Regions from separate parts of the Homo sapiens genome. Here region 1 is linked to region 2. A link is a loop called in an ENCODE intact Hi-C map of the cell type or tissue named here. Cell type or tissue: CD4-positive, alpha-beta T cell. All regions are shown on one strand. Each heading gives the region's core, and the rest is flanking DNA. Links, peaks and the distances in the headings are about the cores only. Region 1 has its middle 26 kb from the start of LINC03063. Region 2 overlaps LINC03063 (long intergenic non-protein coding RNA 3063).

Region 1 (8,700 bases), core at 540-8,539, 50 kb after region 2:
ATAATTCTCAGTGTTCTTCCTGAAACCATCAAATTACCTTGGTTTTGAGGCTTTGTCCAATAAAAACTTTTGACTATGAACTAGTTTCCAGAATGCCTTGATGTTAGTAAAATGATGCTCTAAAAAGTAGACCTAAGTGAGCGTACTTCCTGAAAAAAAAGTATTGCCTATTAAAAATAAATACATATACATTCTAGCTAATCAAAATATTGTAAGGCTTTTTACCAAATAAGAAAAACAGCAAATATTGTTTTTTCTTAACTGAAAAGATAAAAAGCTGAGAATCGGCTGGGCATGGTGGGTCACACCTGTAACCCCAGCACTTTGGGAGTCTGAGGCAGGCAGATCACGAGGTCAAGAGATCGAGACCATCCTGGCCAACATGGTGAAACCTCGTCTCTACTAAAAATACAAAAATTAGCTGGATGTGGTGGCAAGCACCTGTAATCCCAGCTACTCAGGAGGCTGAGGCAAGAGAATCACTTGAACCCAGGAGGTGGAGGTTGCAGCGAGCCGAGATCATGCCACTGCACTCCAGCCTGGCGACAGAGTGAGACTCCATAATAAGCTGAGAATCAGAACTTTAATCAGTGTTGATCCCACCAACCTTCCAAATTGTAAGTATGGCCTAAAGTAGTTAGCTATTCTGTGTTATTCTCTGGAGTAAAAGAACAAAAAGATTGAAAAAGATATTTAAAGTTCAACTCATGATTTACAATCCATCCTATCATTGAAACTCCTCGACAACATCCCTGTCAAGTGGTATTTAGATAATGCTTAATATAATAATAGAAAGCTCACTACCTCCTGAGATTGTTCATTTTAGAAAGCTCTGATTTTTAGAAATTCTTACATAGAACAAAATTAATGTCCTGTAACTTCCCAGGTGTATTAGTCTGTTCTCGCACTGCTAATGAAGACATATCCGACACTGGGTAATTTATAAAGGAAAGAGGTTTAATTGACTCACAGTTCCACATGACTGGGGAGGTCTCACAATCATGGCAGAAGGCAAGTGAGGAGCAAAGTCATGTCTTACACGGTGGCCAGCAAGAGAGCGTGTGCAGGGGAGCTGCCCTTTTATAAAACCATCAGTTATTGGGACAGTTATTCCCTATCAGGAGAACAGCATGGGGAAAACCCACCCCCATGATCCAATTACCTCCCACCGAGTCCCTCCCATGACATCTGGGAATTATGGGAGCTATAATTAAAGATAAGATTTGGGTGGGGACACAGCCAAACCGTAACACCAGGAAACAAATTCTAATCCTTATGCTACCTAAAAATGCATCATACATTTGAATCTTTCATTCTCCAGGCTAAGCATATTCAATACTTTACTAAATGTGTCATCCATGATGAAGCTTCTAATCTTATCATTAGTTTATCTAGCAACCCTAACTAGTTTCTCTAATTTTATTGGGTTGGGGGATTAGACCTTTTTAATATCGCCTTTAAAACACGGCACCAGAACTGACAACAACAACCCAGTTGAATTGGAGAATCCCATTCACATAACCCAAGGACAATATGCTCTGAAATAAAACAGTTGAAAGTATGTTTAGCTGGACTTTTTGTTGTGTTGTGCTAAAACTGGAGACTGGAACTCATAACTGAAAACAAGAGTCCCCCATTCTAGAGTTACCAAATATAAGCGTCCAATACCAAGCCTCCCTCACCCCTTCTTCTCAAGGACTTCAGAGAGGCAAAGAGACACCAAAGAGGCTTTGGGGAATACAACCAAGTGGGCTGAGGAAGACTTAAAAGCTCAAGCAAAAGCTGAATCCCCCTCTCAAGAAATTGTGATTGTGGGGGCCCCAGCCATGATCTCCACGGAAAACCAGCTTTGGAACAAGTTCCACTTATAAAAAGCAAAACCACCAGAGAAAAGATGGTATCCACACTATCCAGGGGAAAAGAAAAACAACATTTTCCCTTTTATTGTAGTCTTCCCTCTTCACATAAGAGCTGAGCTATTGTAGCCTAGAAGAGGAAGGCAGAGGAGGTGGCCCTGACAGAGATTGGGCCAATGCTGGAATGCCACGAGGAGGGAGTGAGCAGAGCATGGCCCCATACCCAGGCCAGCCCTAGGAACCATGGGCAAAGCCTGCACTGGGAGGAGGCAGCGAGGGGAGACTTTCACAGGACTGAGATTGGAGCTTTTACAAAATATAACTGGAAAGTTACAGAATTTGCCTAAGATATCATCAAATGATGGGAAAAGAAATTCAGTGGAGTATGGATGAAGTCAGTGCCAGAACAAAATCATTTTGTATTTATATTCCATTGAGGGGCGATTTCTCAATCAACCAGTTATAAAGCCACATCTTGTTTTGCTTTGATATTTCAAGGAGAATATAGGAAAATACTAAGGCTGATGAGGACCAATTCCAAGTGGCTCCATGATAATTCATTTTCCCCTGTACAATTCTTGAAATTAACTAGATATCTATTGTGTTCCAAGATACTCTTAAACGAGGCCCCGAACACCTACAGTTTGAAACAGCATCTGTACAGCTCCTAGCACCAACTCAGCATAGTTGTTTTACTGCCAAAAATACTCCGCTTAAAGAACGTGAAGCAGAGTGGAGAAAACTCTTTATACTTCAGGACAACTTTGGGTTCTCCTAATAGCAATTGTTTGATATCAAAAGTTCTGATTTTTCAACTAATCTAAATACTAAATATTCCATGCTCCACCAGTGCTATCTTTTATATATCATACCATTCTACATTTTGAGTCCTTTGTCTCAATTGTTTTCTCTGCCTTCAGAGTCTGCCTTCGCATTCTGTATGGAGCTCTCTGAGTCTTCTTTCAAGACTATATCAAATGGTATCATCAGCCCCAATCTCTCGTCTGGCTAGTTGTTTCCACAGGCCTTTCCCAATACCTCTGTTAGCACTTAACCCACCACTGCATATCACTCTATCTGGTTCTCTTTTTTTTTTTTCTTTTTGGTGATTTTTATAAAGACAGGGTCTCACTCTGTCGCTCAGGCTGGAGTGCAGTAGTGCAATCGTAGCTCACTGCAGCCTCGACCTCCCAAACTCAGCCAATCCTCCCACCTCAGCCTCCCAAGTAGCTGGGACTACAGGCAGATGCCCCTTTCTATATTTTGACTGTGAGCTCTACTGGTTAGGGCTTTTTTATTACAAGTCACAGAAATTCAATTCAAAACAGCTTAAGCGAAAAAAAATTATAAACAAATAAATGGAGGAAGTTGTTATTGATTCACATACCTGGGAAGGATGGGGGCAAATGTGGCCTAGGGAACACCAGAATTCATGGACTCAAGCCATCTTCTCAGGTCTCCTACTCCATCTGTCTCTCATCTTGTTTTTCTCTGCTCAGCTTCATTGTCTGCTATGCAAACAGGCTTTCAAAGGATGCAATCACCTGCAGATTGAAAAGCCCATCCTTGCAGTTCAAGATGCAAGAAAAGGAGAATATTTTTCTCTTTCCTAGTGTTCTTTCTAAAATCCCACAGAAGGACTCGGCTTGGCCTGCTTAAATCACATCCCCATCCCTGGACCATTCACTGCAGACAGGAAGTTAGGACTAAAATAATTGGCCTAAGTCCAAATCAGAAAGTTTTCAACGCATCATTTTGTACTTCCAGGAATCTTTTTTCTATTTTCTTCCTAAGGATATTTTAACCAGGCTATTGAGGAAAGTTGTACATAAAAATCTAAAAATGCAAAATAAAATCCACTAGTCAAACTATTCATGGTAACACTTGCTACTGTCTAAACATGGACAAAATTTACATCTAAGATTTCTGGTTCTGGCAATACAGCATAGTAGGGATCCTGACATACAAGGGTGCTAGATAATATATATTTTCTATAAAATAATTTTTTAAAGTTTATTCCAAATTGTTACACAAATCTGTAAGAATGAAAGGAAAATTCACTAAGATCAGGAACAACAGACCAGATAGACAATTGAGAATTGAAACTATGGGCAGTCTGGGTAGGTGTATGAATCCAGAGGAATTAGGTCTTTGGCCTGTAGAGGGCGCTGAAAAAAAAAAACAGCCTTCAAACAGGGCAGGAAGAGGCGCCATAAGTAAGATTACTATATACAAAAAGTGAGACCCAGGAAGAAATATGCCTTCAGAGAAAGGTGGAACAAGGTGGAAGACCCCTTCATGCACAAGCAGACAATAAGGAATATTGCCTAGGACCTGGAGGTGAGGGGAGTTTTGTTTTGTTTTGTTTTTGAGACGGAGTCTCGCTCTGTCGCCTGTGCCGGAGTGCAGTGGTGCAATCTCGGCTCACTGCAAGCTCCGCCTCCCGGATTCACGCCATTCTCCTGCCTCAGCCTCCGGAGTAGATGCGACTACAGGCACCTGCCACTGCGCCCGGCTAATTTTTTGTATTTTTAGTAGAGACGGGGTTTCACAACGTTAGCAAGGATAGTCTCGATCTCCTGACCTCGTGATCCGCCCGCCTCGGCTTCCCAAAGTGCTGGGATTACAGACGTGAGCCACCGCGCCCGGCCGGTTTTGTTTTTTTTTTTTTTTGTCCCCAGTGAATACATGGACACAAGCCAGCCTTCATATACATGTTAGATCTATACTATTTGCAATAATTCTGAAAATTAAAAATAGAGACGTACAATTTAAGATGGACCATGCTTTAATGCCTAATTTAAAATGGACTCAGATTTAATGCCCATAGGTACCTTGCAGAAGCAACAAAAATCCTTCCTAGAAGAATGTATGCCCAAATCCAGCCTCAAAAATTTCCCACTGATAGAATTACAGCCAATATGAGCTTACAATAAAAAATCACAAAACAGAAATAGAAGTAAGACACCATGAGTAAGAGTCAGAGAAAAATAAAACAGGATGAGATATGCAAATTCATTACCTAGTAGAATTATAATACAACATATAAATATGGTTTTAATATTTTAAAAAATAAGAGGGAATTAAAAATATAATGAGAAAAAGCTTCAATACATATCCATACACAGAAGGAATTTCCTGCTTTCTATCATATTTATTACTTCCTTAAAAATGTAATAAATTTGGCTAAACATTATCTTGCTTTATAATAAATTAACGTGAAACAGAATATTGATTTATCTTTTTCTTATAAGATAGAAACTATAGTGACCTACAGCAGTTTAATCTTGACATGATATTTGTCATCTACATGATAAATATATAATTTATTGTTTGGTATACTTTATAAAATATGAAATACAATAAATTTATCACTGTATTGTAATAAAAATGAAATATAACTTTTTATAACATAAAGTAAGTCCAAATTGGTTAATTTATTTAACAAAGGGAACTACCTTTGGCAATTAGGGCAAATGGAAGATGTGTTTCATAAATTGAATAAACTAAATGTTTTCATTCTATATTTCTAAAACATGTGAGAAGTCAAAAGCATTTGAAAAAATACTATATTGGTAAAATTGTATTGAAATGAACAATATTTCTATTTTCCAACACTTTCTAAACATATTGGATTAAAAGGAATGCCTTTAAGAGTACCAGATAAAATTAATAGTCATTTCATACTAGATGAAGACTTCAAGGATAAGCATGATTTTTTAATATTTTCCCAGAAACCAAAAAATGAATAATTCTACTGACTGCATAACACATCCCTTTGATAGACAGGGTTGTTTTAAATTTTTTGCTTTCAACAAAATTAAACCTGAGTTATCGGCTACTAGATCATTAAAAACAATTTTTAATTTTATAGCTACATGGGGATGTATCCTTATGCAATTTTGGTTATATAAGCCAGAAGCAGTCAAAAGATTTGGATGATATTACAATAAGAAAACTTATATTAACACCTACCTGTTTATAAGAACAAGATTTCTTAGCACAGACATTCATAAAAATGAAAAATAGGTACAAAATTAATGCTAAACTCTGGCAGTAAGTCATTTTCATCCAATGAAGTCACAAGCTAAAAAGAGTAAAAGCACTACTCATCTCATTTACATATGCAATTCCAATAAAACTTTGCTTTTTCTTTAGTAGTTATTTATCAGTATTTATGTTCATAGTATTTTGATCAATTGTATACTAATAATACTTGTTATAACTGAATTCAGACCAAAATTTTAACATGGAGAGCTTTCAACTACAGAAAATAAAAGTAATCCTATGATTTCAATTTATATACATATTTTTCTGGCAGAGAACTATGATAGGGTTATGGGGAAAAGGTTTTCAGTAAAAAATAGTTTTTAATAAGATAATATTTTCTGGGTGAAGTGGAAAACTAAGTTAAAGAGAAAAAAGATACAATTACCAAAAGTTAAAAAGGCTTATTCATGTGTTTTTAACTGGAGATAATGAATATCAAATAATTGTGTTACTTAGATTCCACTGAAGACATTTAAAAGAGAAGTGTAATCATTTGCTTTCAAATGTCAGTATTTGTTATATATCAGAAATATATTCTTTAATATGTTTTCAACTTATAGTACAATTTTTCTGATGTTAACTTTAAAATGTGTAAGGGAGGGTGCGTAGATTTTCAAAATTCTTTTGGTTTCGGAGTAAAAATGTAGGAGACTATGGCTTAAGGATTCAAGGCTAGTGCTTCTAAACCACTCCCTGATGAAGGACACTTCTCTTTTTTTCATTTGTTTTTGTTTTTTTAGGGACCACTTCTTAAATTTTCTCAACTTTTGTAGAGTAATAAGTGGTCCATATGCCCATGACTACTTCATAGTCACACCACGTGTCTCATTGTGCAAGTTCCACAACACACGAATTTGTCTAGACCTTGCTCAACAAAACAAATATTTTGTGTTGGCATTAAAATATGTCCACAATTTTTTTGACACTCCTCTCTTCAAAAGGTGGAGACAAACTTCCTTCCCCTTGAGTGGCGACTGCACTTAGTTCCTTGCTTCTAACAAATGGAATATGACAGAAGCCACTGTGCATGACTTCTGAGGCTAGTGAGGCAGGAGAATGGCATGAACCCGGGAGGCGGAGTTTGCAGTGAGCTGAGATTGCGCCACTGCACTCCAGCCTGGGCGACAGAGCGAGACTCCGTCTCAGGAAAAAAAAAAAAAAAAAGCACTCTAGCCTCTTTCTTGTTCTCTCTCTCTCTCTCTCTCTCTCTCTCTCTCTCTCTCTCTCTCTCTCTCTGTCTCACATTACTCACTCTGGAAAAGTCAGCCATCATATTGTGAGAATACTCATGCACCTTAATGGAAGGGTCTATGTAGAAAAGCACTGAGGTCTCCCACCATCTGGCATCTGAATGAGTCACCTTGAAAGTGAACATCCCCTCTGCCCCAGCCCCTCACCTCAACCTACCCTTCAGATGGCTGCAGTCCCAGCCAGCGACTTGACTGAAATCTCAGAAGAGATCCTTAGCCAGAAACAACCAACTAAGCAGATCCTGAATTCCTGAACTACAGAGATTGTGTGAAATCATAAGTTCATTGTTGTTTAAAGCCACTACGTTTTGGGATAAATTCTTTTGCGTCAACAGATCCCTAATATAGCTATTAGCCATGTGCTTGGATGTTCTGACAATGCTCAATCACTACAAAAATTTCTAAACTCTTCATTTCTGTTTCAGTACTTGCCTTTTCAAATACCTGTAACAAACAGTTCCTAGTTTGGCCCAGACTCATGGATCATGCTTGGGACAGCAGTGCCCTTAACATCTTGCTGCCTCAAACACAGTTGGCTATTGCTTCCAAGGTACATCTTCCACTCATACTCCCCAAACAAATGGATTGATTTTCACCTTCTTTCTAAACAGTTGCCCTTGAGTTTGGCAGTAATCCCTGGTCTAGGCAGTTGTGGCCAGGGTTACAAAGTCACGTGGCATGAAGCGTGGAAAGGCTGTATGGAAATCTAAGTGCCATCCAAGGAGGATAGAGCACATGGCAGCCACTTCGATTTTCATGGACTCTCTAATATATTCTTCAAAGGCCCCATGGGTCTTACTTCTTCCGTGAAGTCCCCTAAATCATTTTAATCTGAGTCCAGTCGTGGTTGGGCTTCGTGACCCCTTCCCCCCACACACCTCCAGCCACTGCCCTGCACTTCTGCTAAAGCTGAGCTGCTCTCCACCATACTAGTCACCAATACCAAACTGTAGACTGCCCAGTCTATTGTCCTGGACTGTGATCAGCTCTCTCTTTCCCATTACACTGTAAGCTCCCCACGGGTCTTTATCTCTATATTCCCAGTGCTTAAGTATAGTACCTGGCTGGAATTTACTATAGCATATGTTTGCTTGTTAAAATACAAATGCATTGTTATAAATTGATTCTCTGGATTAAAAAATAATGCATTTTTTAAAGGAAAACTCTGAGAAAATGCTTTTGCCACATGAATTATCATAATACATATACACACATACACTAAACAAGCACCAATGTATATACTTGACACATCTGGATTTTGAAAGCAAAGCACACTAGCTGGAAGCTGTATGGTGTCAGAGTTAGAATAAGTACTTTGGGGGCAGACCTGCCTAAATAAATGTAACCCTGTTACTTAATAGCTCTGTGATTCTATGCAAGATAATTAACATCTCTCTGCCTCAATGCCTTCATTATAAATGGAGATAGTAACAGAACCTAGCTCTAAGGATTAAATCAGTTAATGCATGCATCCGGTGAATGTTAGCCATTATTAGGGGTTCTTCGATCACTTGCATGTAATGAATGTCATTGCCTTCTTGCCT
Region 2 (8,700 bases), core at 411-8,410:
ACACCTCATTTTTAAAATGAGAACGGCTTTTGCTTTTAGCTTCTTTCCATTAATTATTTTTTAAAAAAGAAATAAAAAGCCTTATGCAGAGAAAAAATTCATACCCATCTGAACAAATTTCACACTCAAATATTCATCAGAGAAAACCATAAGGAGCCCTTCCTTTAACAAATAACCTGCGTAATGAGATAGTTTGCAGGAGAACCCAGTAATTTTGTTCCTAAATTCATCATATTATACGTGCCCAAATACAAAATATCTTTGGAGAAGTATCCTACGTTCTGTGTATATACCCATATGGTTGTTTTAGCATAAATAAGAAGTTACTGGTTCTTTCTAGGTGCGTGAGAAATTATCAAGTGTTCCTAAGGCTTAGAAATCAAAGCAGAACCAAGGCCCAAAGCAGGGGTTGGACAGTGAGGGGAGAGAAGAAGTTTTGGTTTAGAGTAAGAAAGCCTGTCACAGGTACTCAGCTCTGCCACTGTAATACGAAAGTAGCCATAACCGAAAAAATGAGCATGACTAATCCTTACTCACTAAATCTATGGCCACTGAAATTTGAATTTCATACAATCTGCATTTGTACATTTGATTGTATCCAACTACCTAAAAATCTAAAAGCCATTCTTAACTCATGGGTGGTACAAAAACAGGAGGTGGTCTAGATTTGGCCTGTAGGTCACAGTTCACCAAACACTTGTATAGAGGAAACTACAGACCAAAAAGTAAGGCAAGCCCTCCCCTCCTATCTTATACAGGTATAGTGATTTCTGTCAGCAAGCTTTTTCTCGTATCTTGTGCCTGTAATCCTCATCACAATCTGGGAGATACATATTAGTTTCATATAAGGAATGAGGAAGCTGAGATTCAGAGAAGAATCAAATAATCTTTAATTCATTTAACAAATATTTGAATCCATTATAGGGGGGCTTGTGTTAAGGCCTCAGGATATGACAATGACTAAAGCACAGTTTCTAGTTTCTTACAGCCAACTGGGGCAAACCCGAACAGGACAGGAATTATTAATGCAACACAACATACAGGCTAAAGGGAAACATACAGGAAGCATTTAAGTCAGTTTGGGGGGATCAAAGAAAGCATTCTGGAGGGTGACATCCAGTTTGGATGAGAAAGAAACTGATAGGCGAAAAGAAGACAGGTAGGAAAAAGTCTGTTCCAGTTATAAGGAACAGCATGAGCAAAGATGTAGAGGTGAGAGAGAGCATAACACATACAGCAGCTTCACATTATTCAGTGAGTATGCATCCAAGCATACGGTGTGTATGGTGGGGGCAGGGAAAGAGTAAAGAAAATGCCACTCAAGAAAGGTGAGCAAGGACAACCATATGTCATGCTAAAGAGGGAGGCTTTATCCTAGACATCATGCGGAGCCAACGAACAGGTGGATGCAAAGGAGGGACATGGATCGGATTCACATTTCAGAAAGATCACTCTGGATAGAGAGTGGAGAACGGATTGGAGGGAAGCAAGTCCAACCTTCTCATGTCACAATTTAAAAAGTAACTCCCTTATAAATGACTTGCTCAGGCTCACTTAGCTGGTGAGTCACCAAACCAGTTCTGTGACCCCATATCTAGTTACTAATTATAACAACCTTTCTTATAACCATAAGCATTTACAGGGTACTCTATTACTACCGTTATTGCTATTGTTATGTACACAAGGTTACAAAAACTAAATAATAATAGAACTAGAACTAGACTCTATGTTCTAGGCCTAAACTCACATTCAACACCTTTTTTCACTTTAAGAGTAACTTTCAAGCTATGTCCCATAAAGTCTTGGGTGTCTGTGGAGATGCCTAAAGCAGAAACTGGCAAGACAGAGAGTCAGACTCTCCATCCTCACTTTTCTATCTTTTATATTTCTATGAAGCAAGAGCTCCACTACTTAAAAAAAAAAAATGAAAACCACTGTAAGCCATGATATCCACCATGCAATCACTAAGAATGAAATCAGGTCAGACACTGTGACTCACACGTGTAATCCTAGCATTGTGGGAGACTGAGGCAGGAGGATCGCTCAAGGCCAGGAGTTTTTTACTAGTCTGGGCAACATAGCAAGACCCCCATCTCTACAAAAAAAAAATTTTTTTTAATTAGCCAGGTGTGGTAGCTATAGTCCTAGCTACTCAGGAGGCTGAGGTGGATGCCATCACTTGAGCCCAGGAGGTCAAGGCGGTAATGAGCTATGATTGCACCACTCTACTCCAGCCTGGGTAACACAGCAAGATTCTGTCTCAAAAAAACAAAACAAAACCAAAAGAATGAATCAGTGACGAACAAAGGATAGGACCATATACCCAAGGCCCTCAATATCAGTGGTTCCCCATCTGCCGATTCAATCAACTGTTCATAGAAATATGTGTGGGGAGGAGAGGAAAATAAAAAATAACACAAATCAAAAACAATATACTACAACAACCATTTACATAGCATTTACATGGTATTAGGTATTATTAGTAATCTAGAGATGATTTTAAATATGTGGGAGGATGTACATAGGTTGTATGCAAATATTATGCCATTTTCTACCAGGGACTTAAGCATCCCAGGATTTTGGGATCTTCTGGAGCCTTGGAACAAATTCCCTGCATGACTGTACCTTGATCTTAAAAAATAGGGGTAGAAAATAGCTTATGAGAAGTGAAGCAATGGGTTTGAAATAAACTTAACAAGTCCTGTCTCCTTTTCTATTGACAGGCTTTCTGCCCTGCCCCCGACCCCAGGAAGCTCAGGAAAGCTTAGTGAGACAGCAGGAAATCTAAAACACAGAATCTGTCTTCAGCAAAACTGAATAGTTTTCAATCTTCACAACACCCACTTTCACCACCCTTCACCATGGAAGCTTGGCCACCTTCCTTACTGAAATGAAATAGACCTGACTGCATCAACTACATAATGTTTATTCCCTGAGTGTCTACAAGTGCTATTGTCCCAAATGTCGACTGTGGAATATCTCATCCCACTCTGGAATTTGCATCTGGAAAAGTTTAAACTCTGGGAGAGGCCAATTGTTAATCCACAGGTGGAATTTCATGTCCCTTTGTGTCTTTGACTTGTCAGTCTCCAATTTATTACTCACATGAAGATAATTTCATTCTCTGGACTCAGAGAGGCAGAAAACAAGGAGGGGATATGAATGTGTTGGTCAAAGTAAATAAGCAGATGATTTTTATGATAGGCTAAATTGAACTATCATAGCCTCATGATTTTGAAAAGCTCTTTCCAAAGCTGAATTTACCTGCGGAGAGGTGTTTAGAAACCCCCTTTTGGTTTATAGTTCAGTCATGCTCCTATCTCCCCCCTTCAACGTAACATTCTGGATCAACTGCCCCTGTGTAACCAATTCTCATACTTAAAGTATAAAACTAGGAAGGATTTTTTCCTCCATTCTGAAAATTAATCTTTCACCTTAGGAAAAGATTTATACTTCTGAGTCATAGAAAAGCCAACACCCTCCAGCACTTAGAAGCAACCTCAGAAAAAGAAAAAGGAATGAAAACAGTGAATCAATTTCCCTTTCCACACAGATCTGAGAGATGAGATAGTTCTCGTGTCTGCCAAGGGGCTTCCGGCTCCGACAAGTTGAGTCAGCATGCTGCAAATCGTTCTAGATGGTTTTTGGACCACATGTGACAGCTAGAAGAAACTAAACTGGGTCAGGCTAACTTTTGCAAGGTGCCTTAGGATTTTAAGAGCTAAAAGGAAACTATAACTCAGTTTTGTGGCTCTTGTGATCAATACGATGTGAGGGTAAATGGTAGCAATGTGACCAGGCATGCTGCCCTCTCTTGCCTTTTGTAAGTGTCGTTACTATTATAATAAGACTCATGGGTGTGGCATCCATGAGGAGGTGCTGCTCAGATCTCCCTTTAAGAGAGAATCTGCTCGACTGTAGTGATCATTTCAGTGTGTATATGCATATCAAAATATCATGTTGTACACCTTAAACATAAACAATAAATTTAAAACTATAAACAACTTTTAAAAAGATAATATTTAGTGAGAAGTGTAGTTATCTGCCACCCTACAGCTGTCACAGCTGTGGGATCCATTACAGCATCCATACCAGGGCCACGCTTCTCCAGAGCTGCTCCTAGCCAATGATTGAGCATGGGGAGAGGGGACAGAGGTAGGAGTCTGCTAGGGCTGGGCATGCCTGCCCTACTGGGAAACTGTTGCTTCGGATGTCCCTATCAGCCTAGCCAAGACTTTCTCAGAGCTGCCCTGCAGGCTGAAACTCTACCTGCCCGATTCTTCTTCCTTCCTGCTCTCCCTTTACAGATGTGAGACTTGCATCATGGTCTGAGACTTGTCCCACCTGTTCCTGCTCCCTCTCCCTTTATCCTTCACAGGCATCACCCCCTAGTCAACGTTTTGCATTCCTAATTCCATCTTGGTGTCTGTTTCCTGAAGGAAATGAGCAGAGGCAGGTGGAGAGGGGCAGGTCTTTCTTCTCTCACCCCATCTCTAACCTCTCCTCCTCATGTTGCCTTAACTTTCCAGCCAGCCCACGCCTTCCCCCTTAAGCAGCAGCTGTGGCCTTCAGCAGTGTTTACCCTTGGCAGTCATGTGGTCCTTTTGCCATTTACTTTCCCAACAGAAACACCAACCCTAAGCAGATTGGAAACAGCACATGTGTCTTTATAAACTGAAAGTAAATATGAAAAGCCAAAGAGGTGCTGAGATAGTAGGGCCAAGTCTGTTCCACCTGAAGATTTGAGGAGTGTGTGTGTGTGTGTGTGTGTTTGTTTGTGTGTGTGTGTGTGTGTGTGTGTGTGTGTGTGTTTATTATCACTTGGGGGAGGAGGTGGCAGATATCCCCAAATTAGAAATAATCTTCTCATGATTTTGAGAAAGAATGAATACAAATGTATCATTCTACCTTTTCAATACCATTGCCTACCCCAAAGTTACCAGATCACTTAGCAAATAGCAGAATGATTTCACCTGTTTTCTTCTTTTTCCCTCTCTACTTTCATAAATCAGTAAGATAGTCAAAAGTTGGCAGGGAAGAAAGTCAGGGAGAATAAATATGAATGAACTGAATAAGCCACAAACTATTCAATCAATGTTTAATCAAGCAATTGTACAATTTAGAATGGCCATTGTCCTGTTTTAATTTTTTCAACTAATCTATCCAAGTGATCGTGTCATTTTAATTGCAAAAATGAAAAAGACCTAGGAAATCAAGAAGACAGTGAGTAAAAAGGAACAGCTGGGTGTGACTGAGTTGCCTGCTTGGAAGCAAGCAGAAAGATGTAAAGTGTTTGAAAATTCCTTCCACCGTTGGATTCTAAGGTGAGGAAATTAATTTTTAAAATTAAAACACAGACCTAATTCCTTTCTACTGACACCTGCTTAGTGTATGGACTCTGTTCACTTTTGCTTGAAACATAAAAGATGGCTTATCTCAGTCAAATTCTGTCTACCCCATAGGGATTTCATTCTCAGCATGCCAGAAACATTTAATCCTTTCTCTTTCTCTCTCTTTCTCTCTCCCCTCACTCTCTCTTCTCTTTTTGCTTCTTTCTTCTCTCTCTCTCTCTCTTTCCTTCTCTTCTAAAATTTTCCCAAAGCCTACAAGGACACCCTATGTGCAGTACTTTGTTGAATTAGAGGTTACACCATCGGCACTAACAAATACTTTAAGATTTCTTACGCCTTCGACCTTATCACTCCCAACCCCTCACCAACAAAGGGGGGAAATTCATATTAAATTATCTGGGCTGAGTATCATGGCAAATGTGTACACCCTGCCTTCCCCGATTCCTTCCATCTGTGTATGGCCTAAACAGCTGACTGGGACAGTCTTTCATCTTTAATCTAATCAACTAACTTTCCCATGGGAAACAGCCAATGAAGCCCAAATCTGCGTACCAAACTCTTTTTAGCCCAGGCAGCTCACTACATCTGACATTCCAAAAAAAAAAAAAATCAGTAAAAGTGGCTGCTATGAGTCACAAAAGACAAACAGCATTCCTGAAAGAAATGAACAATCACTAGAAGAAACACATTAGTGCTTGCTTTGGGAACCCTATAGGTCTCTATAGATCTGAATGAATGGTATTTAGGCCTGAATTCTCTGCATCTCTAGGATATCTTCTATTTGCTGTTTAGTTTTCTGTAAATATAACTGTCTCCTCTCCATTTTTTAATTGTAACAAACTAGCATCCAAAATACTTCTAATATTTAGCATATTCCTTAATATTCTCTTTTCAATTATGGCTACCAACTTAATGAGTGGTTAACTATAATTTGCTGTATACCACTGGCTTTCCATTTGGCAGGCCAAGACCTGCATATTACATCACAAGCTAGTACAAACACACACACACACGTGCACGCACACACACCAAAGCAAAAGTACAGTGGCAGAAGAGACTAAGGAAAGGAGATATCAGAACTAAATGTAATGTGGGGCCCAGGATCAGATGTCCTGGAACAGAAAAGAACATTAGTCACAACTAAGGAACTCCCGATAAAGTATGAACTTTAGATAATCATAATGTGTCAATATGGGTTCATTAAAGTGAAAAATGGACCATAGTGGTGTAAGATGTTAACAACACGGTAAACTGGGAGTCGGGTATACAGAAACTCTCTCCACTATCTTTGTAACCTTTTTGTATATCTAAAAATCTTCTCTTTAAAAAGCTTCTTAGGACAACAGCAGAAAGGTAGTAGCTGACATCACGGGGACTGCATTTGACAATCAGGCTTTCTTCACAAGCTCCATTTCCCCGCAACTGTAAAATGCTGATGGTGATGAGTCCCTTTTCCAAGCTCGCAGATAGAGTAAAAAGCGTGTGATGATGAAGATCACGCACTTGGTGATGTGCACAGAGCAGCTGGCTAATGAAAGCATGGTGATTAAGCTGAGCCCTGCATCTCGCTGTTCTCTAACGGGGGTCCAGAGGGAGCCAATAAAGCTCTCTGTGAAATGTACTCAGAAATCTGAAATGTGTCCAAATCACCAGTTGCCAACTAACCTGCCCAAAATCTGACAGGAAATTCAAACCAGAACGTTTTCCTGTTTTAAGAGAGGTGCAGTTTTGCAGCTTCTTTTCTCTTTTTTCCCCCGTTAAGAACAACGATGAGTGGGTAATAAAACATTTGAATCAGATGGAAGGAATAAAACTCGGGATAAAATGGCACAAAACCAAACAAATCCCTGGAGCTGAAGAAAATCCTGGCTGTGATAGGAATTCAGGGCTTTCCAATATGTATCTGAATGAAGCAGACCTCAAAGCCAAATGTATGGGTGTGAAACGTTATAAAATGAACGTGTAGGGATGTAAGTGTTCTTGAATGTAAGCTGATTAATTTTCCAAAACTCCGCCGAGCACAGTGTTTCAGGTCAACTGAAGCTTCAGTTGGTGCTGACTCAGGGCTCAAACGAAGAATAATACAGATGTGATGAAAAAGCTCCCTTTTCTGTAATAGGTTTGCTCCTCCCTGAGGTCCATGACGCTCTCTCTTTGGATTTTGTGAAAATATCCTGTCTAGCTCCCGGCTTTAGTGGAAGATGGTTCTGATCCTTGAGGGTACTTTCGCCTGAGCCAAGGGAGCATGCTATCTGAATCCGACGCTTCTCAAACCTTTTTTTCAGAAGAGGAATTCTTACATGAAAGAATCTTACCTGGGCCCTCCAATATAGAATCAATTAAAATCAGAGCTGCTCCAGATGATGACGAAGAGAACAGTCATTTCATTTTATTGAATATATATATATATATATAGACTCATTTTAAGTTCATAAAGGTTCATCACTTATAGAAACATGCTCAAAAATTGCCCCAATATTTAGTATTCAGTTGACTGGTACAAAGAAATTTTTTCATTATAAATTATACTAATATAATTTTACTTTGTATTTGTATAATTGGTGGACATAATTCCTTGTCCCAGGGAACCCTCAGGGACCAAAGTGTTTTGAAACAGAGTTAAAGATGAGAGGAGGGAAAGCTCTAAGGTGAATACTAGACACGGCAGAAGTTGCCCAGATGCCCATTCATCCCCTTTCTTCCTTCCAGGAACAGAGGAATACCATATATTCCCATTGCCCTTGTGGACAATATTAGAGGGATGCGATTGCATTCTGGCCAATGGTATGTGGGTAGAAATAACATGTCTCTCTTCCAGGCCTGGTCTCTAAAGTGTCTCGTGCAATCCTCCCCACCCCCTCATCCTCTCTCTCCCTTATCTGTATGCTGGAAAAGATGGATTACCAGTTGACAGAATTAGAGTTACAAGGTGGAAGGAGAACAGATCCCCGAGTTTCTATTTAAATGACAGTGACCCAGGAAATTCATGTTACCAGCATCACGCTATGACGTGAGCAACAAATAAAAATTTCCTGGGTTGAGCCACTGAGATTTGAAGATCTGTTACCACAGCAAGACTCAGTCTGTTCTGATTAACGCAGAAAACATGAACTTCTAAAATGTATTTAATCTCATTTAAAGATTTTAAAATTTTGTTTAGAGGACCAGTATCAGCCTGAGTCACACCAATACCATAGATTCCTTTTTAAATTTATTACTAGAAAAAAGGCTGTCCTTCCTGAAGAACTGGCATGCTTTATACAAGTAGATAAGAATTTTGTCACCTCTTATGCCACCATTTTTGCCCTGGATACCAGAAATCCCGGGACAAAAATAAATGTTTAATTAC

What was found. Peaks named below come from ENCODE experiments on the same cell type or tissue, not always from the same donor. Only the 100,000 strongest peaks of a DNase experiment are listed, where the experiment ranks them.
Region 1: a loop joins it to region 2, with 3.0 times the contacts of the local background. A loop is called at or near these places in 8 of 110 quality-filtered maps.

The regions. Positions count from the first base shown.
Region 1 is chr2:37,531,695-37,540,394 of GRCh38, reverse strand. No RefSeq gene overlaps it. Among named protein-coding and RNA genes, the nearest start is that of LINC03063, 26 kb to the left of the region's middle. RefSeq lists an enhancer at 3,945-4,184. In CD4-positive, alpha-beta T cell, for the core only: a CTCF peak has its summit at 4,036 (motif pointing right); a DNase peak (open chromatin) is centred at 4,034; H3K4me3 peaks cover 723 bases.
Region 2 is chr2:37,581,287-37,589,986 of GRCh38, reverse strand. The region is part of intron 1 of LINC03063 (long intergenic non-protein coding RNA 3063); the gene reads right to left. Among named protein-coding and RNA genes, the nearest start is that of LINC03063, 23 kb to the right of the region's middle. In CD4-positive, alpha-beta T cell, for the core only: no CTCF peak of the experiment used is centred there; DNase peaks (open chromatin) are centred at 2,016, 3,616 and 6,926; H3K4me3 peaks cover 1,798 bases; H3K27ac peaks cover 5,340 bases.